2 separate regions of the Homo sapiens genome follow, and region 1 is linked to region 2. A link is a loop called in an ENCODE intact Hi-C map of the cell type or tissue named here. Cell type or tissue: OCI-LY7. All regions are shown on one strand. Links, peaks and the distances in the headings refer to the core of each region. The heading gives the core; the rest is flanking DNA. Region 1 has its middle 8.9 kb from the start of BOD1. Region 2 overlaps LINC01942 (long intergenic non-protein coding RNA 1942).

Region 1 (5,143 bases), core at 144-5,143, 73 kb before region 2:
AAGATAATGAAGAATATATATATATATATATATATATATATATTTTTTTTTTTTTTTTTTTTTTTTTTTTTTTTGAGATGGAGTCTCACTCTGTCGCCCAGGCTGGAGTGCAGTGGCACAATCTCGGCTCACTGCAACCTCCACCTCCCGGGTTCAAATGATTCTCCTGCTTCAGCCTCCTGAGTAGCTGGGACTACAGGCACACACCACCACACCTGGCTAATTTTTGTATTTTTAGTAGAGACAAGGTTTCACTATATTGGCCAGGATGGTCTTGATCTCCTGACCTCGTGGTCCACCTGCCTCACCCTCCCAAAGTACTAGGATTACAGACGTGAGCCACCGCACCCAGCCAATATGTATTATGTGTATACATTCACGTGTGCTGCACGCCCTGGGGCATAATGATGGGACAAAGTTTAAAGCTGCGGACAAATGTCTCCTTTGCTCCTGCCAATATTTATCTGCAATTGCATGTTTAGCGTTATTTGGAGAGAATATCTAAATCTGAGGACTCTGGACCGTGAGGCCCAGGGGAATAGCTCTCCTGCCATCCAATCTCATCCAAGGACTTCCCACATCCTGTGCCAAGAGAGCACAGGGAAGCCTAGCTCTGGGTGTCTGGGTGTGGCTCAGGTGTGGCTGGGTGTGGCTTAGGTACCACCTCTCTGTGGCCAGGCTGTGTCAGAGGCAAGCAGAAGTATCTGAGCTGATGCTCGTGGGAATCCCTTTCATTTCCGAGGGTTGAGCAGGCCCCAGCATGTGCTGGATGTTTCTGAAAATGCAGCTGAAATCCTAGAGATTCAGGGGATGGGGAGAGGAGAACAGCAGATGGTGCCAGCCAGGGGAAGGGAAGTAATATTTATTACGCACCTTCTACATACCTGGTCCTTACCCTCCTTACTCCCATCACCTCTAGTTGAGACAAAAGCTCTGCAAGGCAAACAGATGTTATTCCCATTTTACAGATGAGAAGACTAAGGGGCAGAGAAGGGACATCAGTTGCCTGGTGTTGAAGCCAGGGTTCAAACAAGACTGCCTGATACCTAAAGCCTGGGTTCCTCCTGCTATAACATATCAGGAGAATTGTGGCCTTCAGAGATAGGTCTGGGGTAGAATCCTGGCCCCACCACCAGGAGAGGTTCTCTCTCTTCTTGGAGCCTCTTTCCTTGTGTGTGACATGAGGACAATAATAGAACCTACATCACAGGGATGCTGTGAGAATTATATGAGACAATGCCTGGTAAGGGCCAGGCTCTAGACCATGCTCCCATGATGATTCTAGAAAGAAAAGGGACTCAGCTGTGGTGATTTGCTGTAGAGGGGAGGGGCCATGCCGGGGTGAGGAGGGACATGCGTATAGATTTTATGACTCCTGAGTTCAGAAAGCTTTCTCAGGGCACAGGTGGCTGTTGTTGAATGCAGCCAGCCTTCCCAGGGGCCAGGGCGAAGTCCCACAGAGATGTGTAATAGCTGAGTGGGCAGCATGGGAGGCATCTGATGTCGTGTCTGTCTCAGCATCAGGGTAGTGACGTCTCTACAGGATCTCCAGTGGTGTGATGTGGGTGTGGATCCTATCCCTGTAGTCTCTCAGCCTGAATCTCTGGCCTTCCCAGAGATCTTGAGAGTCACTCATATTCTATCCTGCATACCTTTGCTGCTTAAAGTTGCCAGAATTCATTTCTGTTACAACTAAGAACCTTTCCCGGGTAAGTAGGTGGAGGAAGGAGTGGCTCAGGGCCCCAGGAAGAAGGAAGAGTTTGAGCAAAAGCTCAGAGGCTTGAAGGGTATCAGTATATTCTGAAAAGGTGGGGCTGGTCCCATGAGCTGCGTGGAGGTTGCAGAGCATGTGTTTGAGATAGGGTGATGAAGTAGCCTGGGACCTCAAATGCTGCAATTTCAGAGATTGAATTTGACCTTGGAGTAAAGACAATGCTTTTCAATAGGGCAGGAGCAGCATAGTATACAAAATTTACGAAGATTCTTCTGGGACAGCACGGAAGTGTGAGTGGATGGGGTGACACTGGAGGCAGGGAGACCAGAGAGGGGGCTGCAGGGATCATCTCATGGGGCGGGTGTTGGCTAGGGCATCACTGCTCCTTGAGATCTGGCTCAGCCTGCTCACTGCCTCCCAACCTACCTCTCCCCATGGCCATCCTAGGTCCTGCAGAAGGCCAATCCTGACCCCCTCCATGATTTCTTCAAATTCTTCACCTCTGCATTGAAGTCCTGCCTCTACTGTATTCTTTTAAATTTAGGGGCTTTTATACGAATCTCAGCACCTGGATTATTTGGTACTGATTGACTTTCTGAAGGTATCAGAGGAGGGACTGATGTTTCAGCCACATTAAAAACAAATAAACAAGTGGCAAATTGTACTTTCAACCTTGTTCTTAGAGGACATTCCATGTCCCAAGGGACCCATAGTCAGCCTCCCACCCACTCACTATCCAGCTCACAGTGCCTCGCTTCCCCCGGATCTTCTTGGGGACACACCCTGGCCTGTCATCTCTCTGCAACCAAAACAAAGTGTGGGCCCAAGAAGCCTGTGGATATTCTAGGCATCCTGGCTCCTGCTGCCTGTCAGACAGTTACAAGAAGAGGATTTATTTCCAGAGGGAGCCTGGGGCTACAGTGAAGCACCCATCTTCCTTAGGAGACAGTGGCTCAGGAGCCTGTAGGCAGGAAAAAGGCTGCCTGCCTGAGCTCCAAGAGGCTGGGCTTGGCTCCCAGCTCCCCTTACTCTGGGCCCTCCAGTGCTTCATTCGTGGGCTGTGCTTCCAACATCTGCTGCTGCCACTTGCAGTTTGAGCAGAGTGTCTTCTGGGGCCACACCCAGAAGTAAGGGTTTCCTCTAGCCCCTAGGTGCTGCTAGATACATGTACAGTTCTCAGGGGCTCAACCAGGAATGAAACTCTGCTCTCCTACCTCCATTTCAGTGCTCTGTCTTCTGTTCCCTTTCCAGGTGGGCTTTGATTGGCAGGCCCCATTCAGTGGACCCTGGGCATTGTCAACACTACTTGCCAGATTTCCCCAGCTCTCTGCCCTCCAGATCTGAGGCAAGACGGCACTTGCTGGCCCCAAGGCAGGGCCATGTGACTAGGTCTGGCCAGTGAGCCATGCGTGGAAGTGACATATGTCACTTCTGGTTGGGAGCCTGTAATTGCTGCTCTAATCACCCCTTCCCAATGCCATGGTGACTGTGGGAAATATTTGAGATCAGGCGGCTCCAGCAGCCTGAGGTCTGAGTTAAGAAAGTCCTGGAATGGAGCCCCTTGCTGGACATGTAAGCGTGACCCAGAAATAACCCTTGGTTGTTTTTAAGCCCCTCAGATTTAAGATGTTTTTGTTACTACAGCATTACTGAGCCTAACCTGATTGATACGTGCACATTTGCCTGAGATTTGGTTACCTGGCATCTCAACTCTCAATGCCCTTCCTATTTGGGGGGAACTCTGTACCCCCTGAGGCTTGTTAGGTGGCAGAGCCTTCCTATGGGTAGAGAAAATACCAGATACCCACTTTCCCAGCCTCCTTTGCAGCTCTGTGCACAGCCATGGCCAGAAGGGACAGTGCTCCAGCTGCAATGACAGGGGCCCTGTGTTTGTAGCAGCTGCAGCAATGATGTCACTGGACTGGTTCTGGAGCAAGAGTTTTGTTTGTGATTCTGGCTGCGAGACCGCCCTTTTTCTTACCTATTTCCTGAGCCTAGTTCTTCAGTCTTCCTGTCAATTCCGTGAGCTACCTAGAATCTTTCAATGAATTCCCTTTCAGCTTAAATCACCCAGAATACATTTATGTTGCTTGCAACTAAGAGCCTTGGAGCAGTACTGCCAGTTAGAGGTCAATGTGAAGCTGGAAGGGAGGGCAGAAACTGGCAAGATGCACCTGCCTTCCCTTGCTTTTCTCAAACTTGCTTCTCCAGGGGCAGGCCTTGTATATCTTAGCCCAGTGCAAGCAAGGGTCTTCTGGTCAGACTTGGTCACCTTTTGGGCATGTGAGCCTCACTTCCCTTATCTGTAGAATAGAGTGACTAAAAGACCTTATTTTTAGGGTGGATATGAGGAAGGCATTTGAAAGAGAATGTATTTGAGAGAGTTCCAGGAATGATAAAACAAGACCCCCAGTACAAGTTTACCATGTTATTATTGTCAAGTGTTAGCTTGCATGAGTATATCCAGCTGTGGAATCGCAGTTGGCATAACAAGGTAAAGTGGCATCTTGAGACCCTTCCTAATGTCACTCTGTCACTCAGCTCTTTGGAGGTTACAGTTCATTCCTCTTCATTCAGACCCATGTGAGGTTCTGCCCAAGAGACCTAAAAACCCCAGCCTTTAGATACGAAGAAATTCCTTGTGAACTTGGTAAAAACAGAGAAGCATAGAGGTGGGAAAGAATATTAGGGACCGTTTTATTCAACATTCAACTTGCAGAGTTCAGAGACAGGGAGCCACTAACCCACGGCCACACAGCAACTCTGTAGCTGAGCTTGGGGGTTGGAATGTGGAACTTTTGAACCTGATATTGGGGTTGTAATCTGGAGGTAGGGTTGTTTTATAATCCAAGTCTGCAGAAATATACTGGAAATAGGACGATTCTCTCTCAAATTAACAGCCCTATTTCATAACAACTGATGACCAACTGATGCTCGTTCCGTCCTACAGAAAGATCCCGAGAGGGCCCCTTCTCCTTTTCTTTCTCCGCTGTCTAAAATGCTTTATTGAGGAAGGGTGAAAAATTGCTGAATTGATCTTTTTAAATGAACGCGGATCTGAACCAAAGAAATTCGGAAGAAGAGAACTTTCTCATCCAAGTGGCTGCCAACACCTCACCCCCAGCTGAAGCGCTCCCTTGTTCTCTCCTGCTCTGCCCCAGATTCATGGGCCGCTCTCTGAATCGTTGGCAATTTTCTCTGTACTGTCCTGACAACCTCCAGCCATGAAATTAAAAAGCTAGTTACCGAATCTTGCTCCTAACGGCTTTGTCCTTGCCAGCAATTCGACAGAGAAATCTGGAAGAGAGAGAGCCTCCACTTCGCCTGCAGTGGGTTGAAATGCTGCTGGAATGACAATGGGATTCGCAGTGGGAGGAGGAGAGAATGCGCAGTTTGCCAGGAATGAATGAATGAAAGGGAGAGAGAAAG
Region 2 (5,520 bases), core at 254-5,253:
GCATGTTCAATTTCTGTCTATTGAGGTTGTGACGTGGGCCTGAGAGGTGTCAGGGATGTGAGTGTGTGAAGGGTGAGGGCTGGGGGTCTCCACACCAGCCTCCAGGGCCCCAGGGCAGAGTGTGCTCAGCTGGACTGAGAAGGGGCAGGAGCTGGATGGGGCCACTGTCCATCCCTAAGACCGGGCTCCTCTCTCAGCAGGGTCGCCTCTGCCATCCCTCTGGGCCTATGCAGGTTTGGCTGCGTCAGGTGACCAGGTGTGTGGTGGGGGGGAGGATGTGGAAGAACAGAGCAACTCCAAACTCCTTTGCCATCACTAAAGGGCCCTTCCTGCCTTTAGTTTTAGACCGTTGTATTCAATGTGAAGGTTGTTGCTTATAACAGGATAACGGTCATTTAAAATGTTAAAAGTAAGCATATTACCATTTGTTGAGAGTTTGCTACATGTAGGAAGCAAGAATGAGCAAGTGGTAAGAGTCAACACTGTCTTTCCATCCTCATAACATGCCAGGGAGGACGGTAAAATTATGCCCATTATCCTGATGAGGAAAACTGAGGCCCGCAACTCACATTACTTTCTTCAGATAATTGCACAGCTAGGAAATGGCAGGGCTGTGATTTTTACCTGTGCTATTAAACATTTGCCAACTCTGCTGCAAAAGGGAGACTGCTTTTTCATCTGGCCTTGACTCTTCAGCCAGCCACCTTCCTGCCTATGCCTCCCAGCTTTGGAGAAATTATAGGTGTAGCCTGTGCTTTGGGTTTTGTGCAAGGGCTCGCAAAAGTATGCTTGCTGGTCTCACACCCTGAATCATAGTTTAGCATTTAAAGTTGGAAACAATCTCTGTGGTCATCTAAATTTAATCTTTTTGCTGGCAGTTAGGGAAACTAAAGCTCAGGAAGGAAAAGTTCTGGACTGGGGCTTGAACCCTGGTCTCTAGACTTTGCATCCAGTTCTTCATCTATTAGAAGCCTCCTAGGTTCATTCATTCATTCAATTATTCACTCATTCATTTGTTCAGTCCCTTGAGCAGCATTTCAGTGAGTTTGCCTATATCATTTCACTTGATTCTCAAAAAATAAAAACTCATGAGATCAGTTACATTGTAGCTGATGAGACAAAGATGCAGATGAGGAGACTGAGTTTCAGAGAGGTGAAGCAAGTGGTCCAAGATCCCAGCAGGCAAGTAGCAGAGGTAGAATTTGAAGCCAGGTCTTTGGAGAAAAGGGAGGCAGCTGGGGAGTCGGATGAGGCAACCAGTTGGAGCTGGGTAGTCAGGGCAGCCTTGGCCTTTGGTGAGCTTCGCCTCCATTTTGGGAGTGAGGGGTGAAGGAAGTCACAGGGCTAGAGTTGCAGGTAGGGGTTGAGCTGGGCTGGTGGGTGAAGGGAGGCCATGGAAACAGATATCCCTGATGTAGGACCATGAGAGGGTCGCGGGATGGCCTTCCTGAGATGCCTCCAGGCAAGAATCTGAGGAGACCACACTGAGCACTGCCATCTATGGAACCATACCAGGGCCCCATGGCTGGGCTCAGCACCTCCTAGGAGTGGCACCAGGTCTGCATTCATTGGGTAGGACTAGGGAGGGGCTCAGAGAGGAGGACAGGTGCAGTGACCTGGTGGTTCACATCCAGTCACTCCTACCTATTCCGAAGTGTTGAATTCACAGCATCGAAGGGCTTATAGCTTATCCAGATTATTGGGACCAGCATTTCCCAAAGTGTGTGTGTAGGGGGGGCAATAGATGGGGGTGATTACTTGGGGTCTGCGAGGACAGGGAGATGGTGCATAAGCCTGGTTCTAAATAACATGTTAAGCAGTGAGGATTGCAGTCCCTCTTCAGTTCTCCTTCAAGCCTGTGATCACGCAGGGAGAAGGGTCTCACCTGGGTGCTGGCGTTTCTTTAACACGTCCCCTAACACTTGCCAGTCTCCTTTCACCCACCCTCCAAGTGTTTAGGAAGGACCAGCCTCTAACTAAAGCCTGTAACCTTCCTCATTCAGTTTTCATTTTACTTCTACTGTTACCTTCTATCAGTGGCAAATGGTCCCAGCTCATTAATGACAGTAACATTATAAAGACCTCCTTTAGGTTAGTGATTTAGGTTTTAAGAGGTTGCTGTTTGGGAGACAAGTATTAAGTCATGAATGCTGCAGGCTTCCTAGGCTGTGGCAATGTTGTGGAATAGAAGGAAAGTCAGTGCAGGTGGGAGGCATTGAGCCTGCTGGCCCTCCACTCTGCAAATGGAGTGTAGAGACAGGGCGGGGTTTGCCCCGAAACGTGCAGGAAGCCAGTCCTCCAGGCTGCCAGCGGACACCTCCCCTACTACCTTTTTCTTCCTGAGGACCTGCAATGCCTCCCTCTGCACCCTCTGTCATTTACACACCTGGAAATGTGTCCTCTTTATCCCAGCCTCTTCAGACATTGCTGCAAGTTCTGATCTTGCCTCATACTTGAGAAGCCCTCAGTCTTTCGGCAGATGGCCTGCTGGCGTGTAAGCAGGAAGGTAAACGCCCCCAGTTTCCATCCCTCACAGCAGGCACCTGTCTGCCCTCTCACGGGACTCCCACTTCCTGGCCAGGCTGCTATGGAAATTCCACTCAGTGTCCAGAACTCACCTGTAGCCTCACTTTCTCTAGTACCATTTCCTGGGGCCCCAGGGTGAAGGCACCCCCGCTTTGCTCTCAGCCCCCTGCGACTCCCACAGCACTTCCCACAGGATAGCGTGACTATCTGGTTATGGGTCCATCACCCCATTTTATTGTGCACACCTTGAGGCAAGTACAGGGCCTTCCTTAATTTGACATTCCCAGGACCTGGGCCTGACCCGTGGAAGGTCCATGGTGAAGACTGTTGAACAGTAATAATAGTTGTAACAATTGCCATTCACTGAATACTCCTTGCATTAGACACTGCGTGATGGACTTTATTTATATTATTTTATTGAATCCTCATAGCAGCCTCAATAATTAAGATCAAACACTATCCCCATTTTTATGAATGAGGACACTGAGCTCAGAGATGTTTAGTATCTTGCTCAAGGACACTCAGTAAAATACAGAACTGAGGCTTGAAACAAAGCAGCTCTGGAGCCAGTGTTCTCAGGAAGCTAGGGGAGGTGCATGGGGCGGCCACACACACACACACACACACACACACACACACACACACGCGCGTGCGCGCGTGCTCATACACCCATACTGAGACTGGAGTGATGAATGCACAGGTGTCTTCCCTGCCTCTCCTCCCCCTCTGTTTGCTGTTTGCTCCCACAGCCTCTGTACCTTCCGGGCCCCTGGCTGTGGCTGCCTGTGGGTGCTGCCGCCCTCGCCCTGCAGGCTGGCCTGGCTGCCCACCGGGAGCCCATTAGTCAAGTCATCCTAGGCAGAATTATGCCTTCACCGAAATGATATCCAGGCCCAGCGGCTGGGCTTGTGTGCAAATTTGTGCTGATTTGATTAGTTTGTTTAGTCATCGCTGCTGATGAGAGCGGGCCACGGCCACCAAATGACATTCTGCTGCCTGCAACTCTGTAATCGCTTTTGGAAGGGATATTATGTTAATATCTCACACGAGAGTCTCCGATCATGCAGGACGATGGGCGGCCAGGCCTGGGCCATATGGTGCATCCGAGGCCCTCCTTTGTAATCCTGGGTAATTGAAATCCTCTGCCTTATTCAAACTTGGAAAGCCCACCATATGATGGGTAGCAGAGGGCCCTTTGGCAATTTACTTGCCAGTCCTTTTGGGGACTTTCTTTGGGGTATGATGGCAGTATGAGCGGAGATTTATGCCAGAGAAACTTGACCATTTTTAGAAACAAAAATCTCTGGCGCTGGGCGCTGTCGCTCATGCCTGTAATCCCAGTACTTTGGGAGGCCGAGGCAGGCGGATCACGAAGTCAGGAGTCGAGACCATCCTGGCTAACACGGTGAAACCACGTCTCTACTAAAAATACAAACAAAATTAGCGGGGCGTAGTGGCGGGTGCCTGTAGTCCCAGCTACTCGGGAGGCTGAGGCAGGAGAATGGCGTGAACCTGGAAGGCGGAGCTTGCAGTGAGCCGAGATTGCTCCACTGCACTCCAGCCTGGGTGACAGAGCAAGACCTTGTCTCAAAAAAAAAAAAAAAAAAAAAAAGAAACAAAAACCTCTGGCACCTGATGGTTTAAGAAGAAAACAATAACCACAACAGCAATAATAGTAACTTCTAGTTAGCAAGCAGTTCTAATGTTCCAGGCGCCCAGATCAGGGCTTTACATAAGCTGAGGTGCTTTAGGGCAATCTGTCAGTCAAGTATTACTCCCATTTGGAGGATGAGAAAGCTGAGCCTCAGAGAGACCAACCAGCTTGCCTGAGGCCACTGGCGAAAAGTGGAGATAACAGGACTTCTCCCTTGTTTGTCTGACCACAAGCCTTGCTATAGTCAGACTCAGCTTGCAGGGTTTTTGAGAATATCAACAACCCCCAGACAGCTACCACTTAATGCAGTGCTTGGCAAGCTTCAGCAAGTGTCAGAAATCCCTGGTGGTCTCATTAAGGCATAAATTGCTGGGTCCCACCCCCAGAGTTACTGATTCAGCAGGTCTGAGGTGGGACCCAGGAATTTGCATTTCTAACAAGTTCCCAAGTGATGCTGGTGCTGCTGGTCCCGGGATCACACTTTGAAGACCACCAGCCTAGCCGATCCTTACTGTAAGTCCAGTACTGCCCAAATAGGAGAGGTAGGTATCCTCACTTTCATCTTTTTTTTTTTTTTTTGACAGAGTCTCGCTCTGTCGCCCATGCTGGAGTGCAGTGGCGCGATCCTGGCTCACTGCAAGCTCTGCCTCCCAGGTTCACGCCATTCTCCTGCTTCAGCCTCCCGAGTAGCTGGGACTACAGGCACCTGCCACCACGCCTGGCTAATTTTTTTGTATTTTTAGTAGAGACGGGGTTTCACCGTGTTAGCCAGGATGGTCTCGATCTCCTGACCTCGTGATCCGCCCGCCTCGGCCTCCCGAAGTGTTGGGATTACAGGCGTGAGCCACCGCGCCCGGCCTTTCACTTTCATTTTTCTGATGAGGAAATGGAAGCTTGGATAGGTGAATTTGCTTTCCTAGTGTCTTTTACCTAGGACATAGGATGTGAAAGGAGGTGACTGTGTCCACAGCCAGAAAGTTTGTAAAACTAGAACTCAGCCCAGGTTTCCTGATTTACCATCCAAAGAGGTGGCCTCGGGGAGGTGGTGTTACATTTTAATTTTGCCTCTGCCAGAAAACTGGAGGGTGTGTCAATGCTCGTTCCTAACGGCTTGCCTCATGGTCCCGGGAGGTCGCTCACATTCTCCTGCAGGACTTGGTGTGGCCGGCATGGCTTGGGCCATGGTGGGCTCCTGTTGTGTGGACTTGCAGGGCAGGCCAGGTCTCGCTGTGAAGCTACCCTGTGCTTGCAGGCAAGGACACCAAGCTGGGATAGAACCCTGGGCAGGTGAAGAGCTGGGAGGTTTGGGGCCGAGTGCATGGGCTTTGCTCAGTTCCGCT

The links. Hi-C counts contacts between places; a loop is a spot of excess contacts. Peaks named below come from ENCODE experiments on the same cell type or tissue, not always from the same donor. Only the 100,000 strongest peaks of a DNase experiment are listed, where the experiment ranks them.
Region 1: it touches region 2 in a loop (5-fold over the local background); 5 of 110 quality-filtered maps call a loop at or near these places.

What each region holds. Positions count from the first base shown.
Region 1 is chr5:173,623,022-173,628,164 of GRCh38, forward strand. No RefSeq gene overlaps it. Among named protein-coding and RNA genes, the nearest start is that of BOD1, 8.9 kb to the left of the region's middle. In OCI-LY7, for the core only: CTCF peaks have their summits at 2,870 and 3,081; a DNase peak (open chromatin) is centred at 2,840.
Region 2 is chr5:173,695,848-173,701,367 of GRCh38, forward strand. The region is part of intron 1 of LINC01942 (long intergenic non-protein coding RNA 1942); the gene reads left to right. Among named protein-coding and RNA genes, the nearest start is that of LINC01942, 9.1 kb to the left of the region's middle. In OCI-LY7, for the core only: no CTCF peak of the experiment used is centred there; DNase peaks (open chromatin) are centred at 2,514, 3,164, 4,294 and 4,482; H3K4me3 peaks cover 2,986 bases; H3K27ac peaks cover 3,591 bases.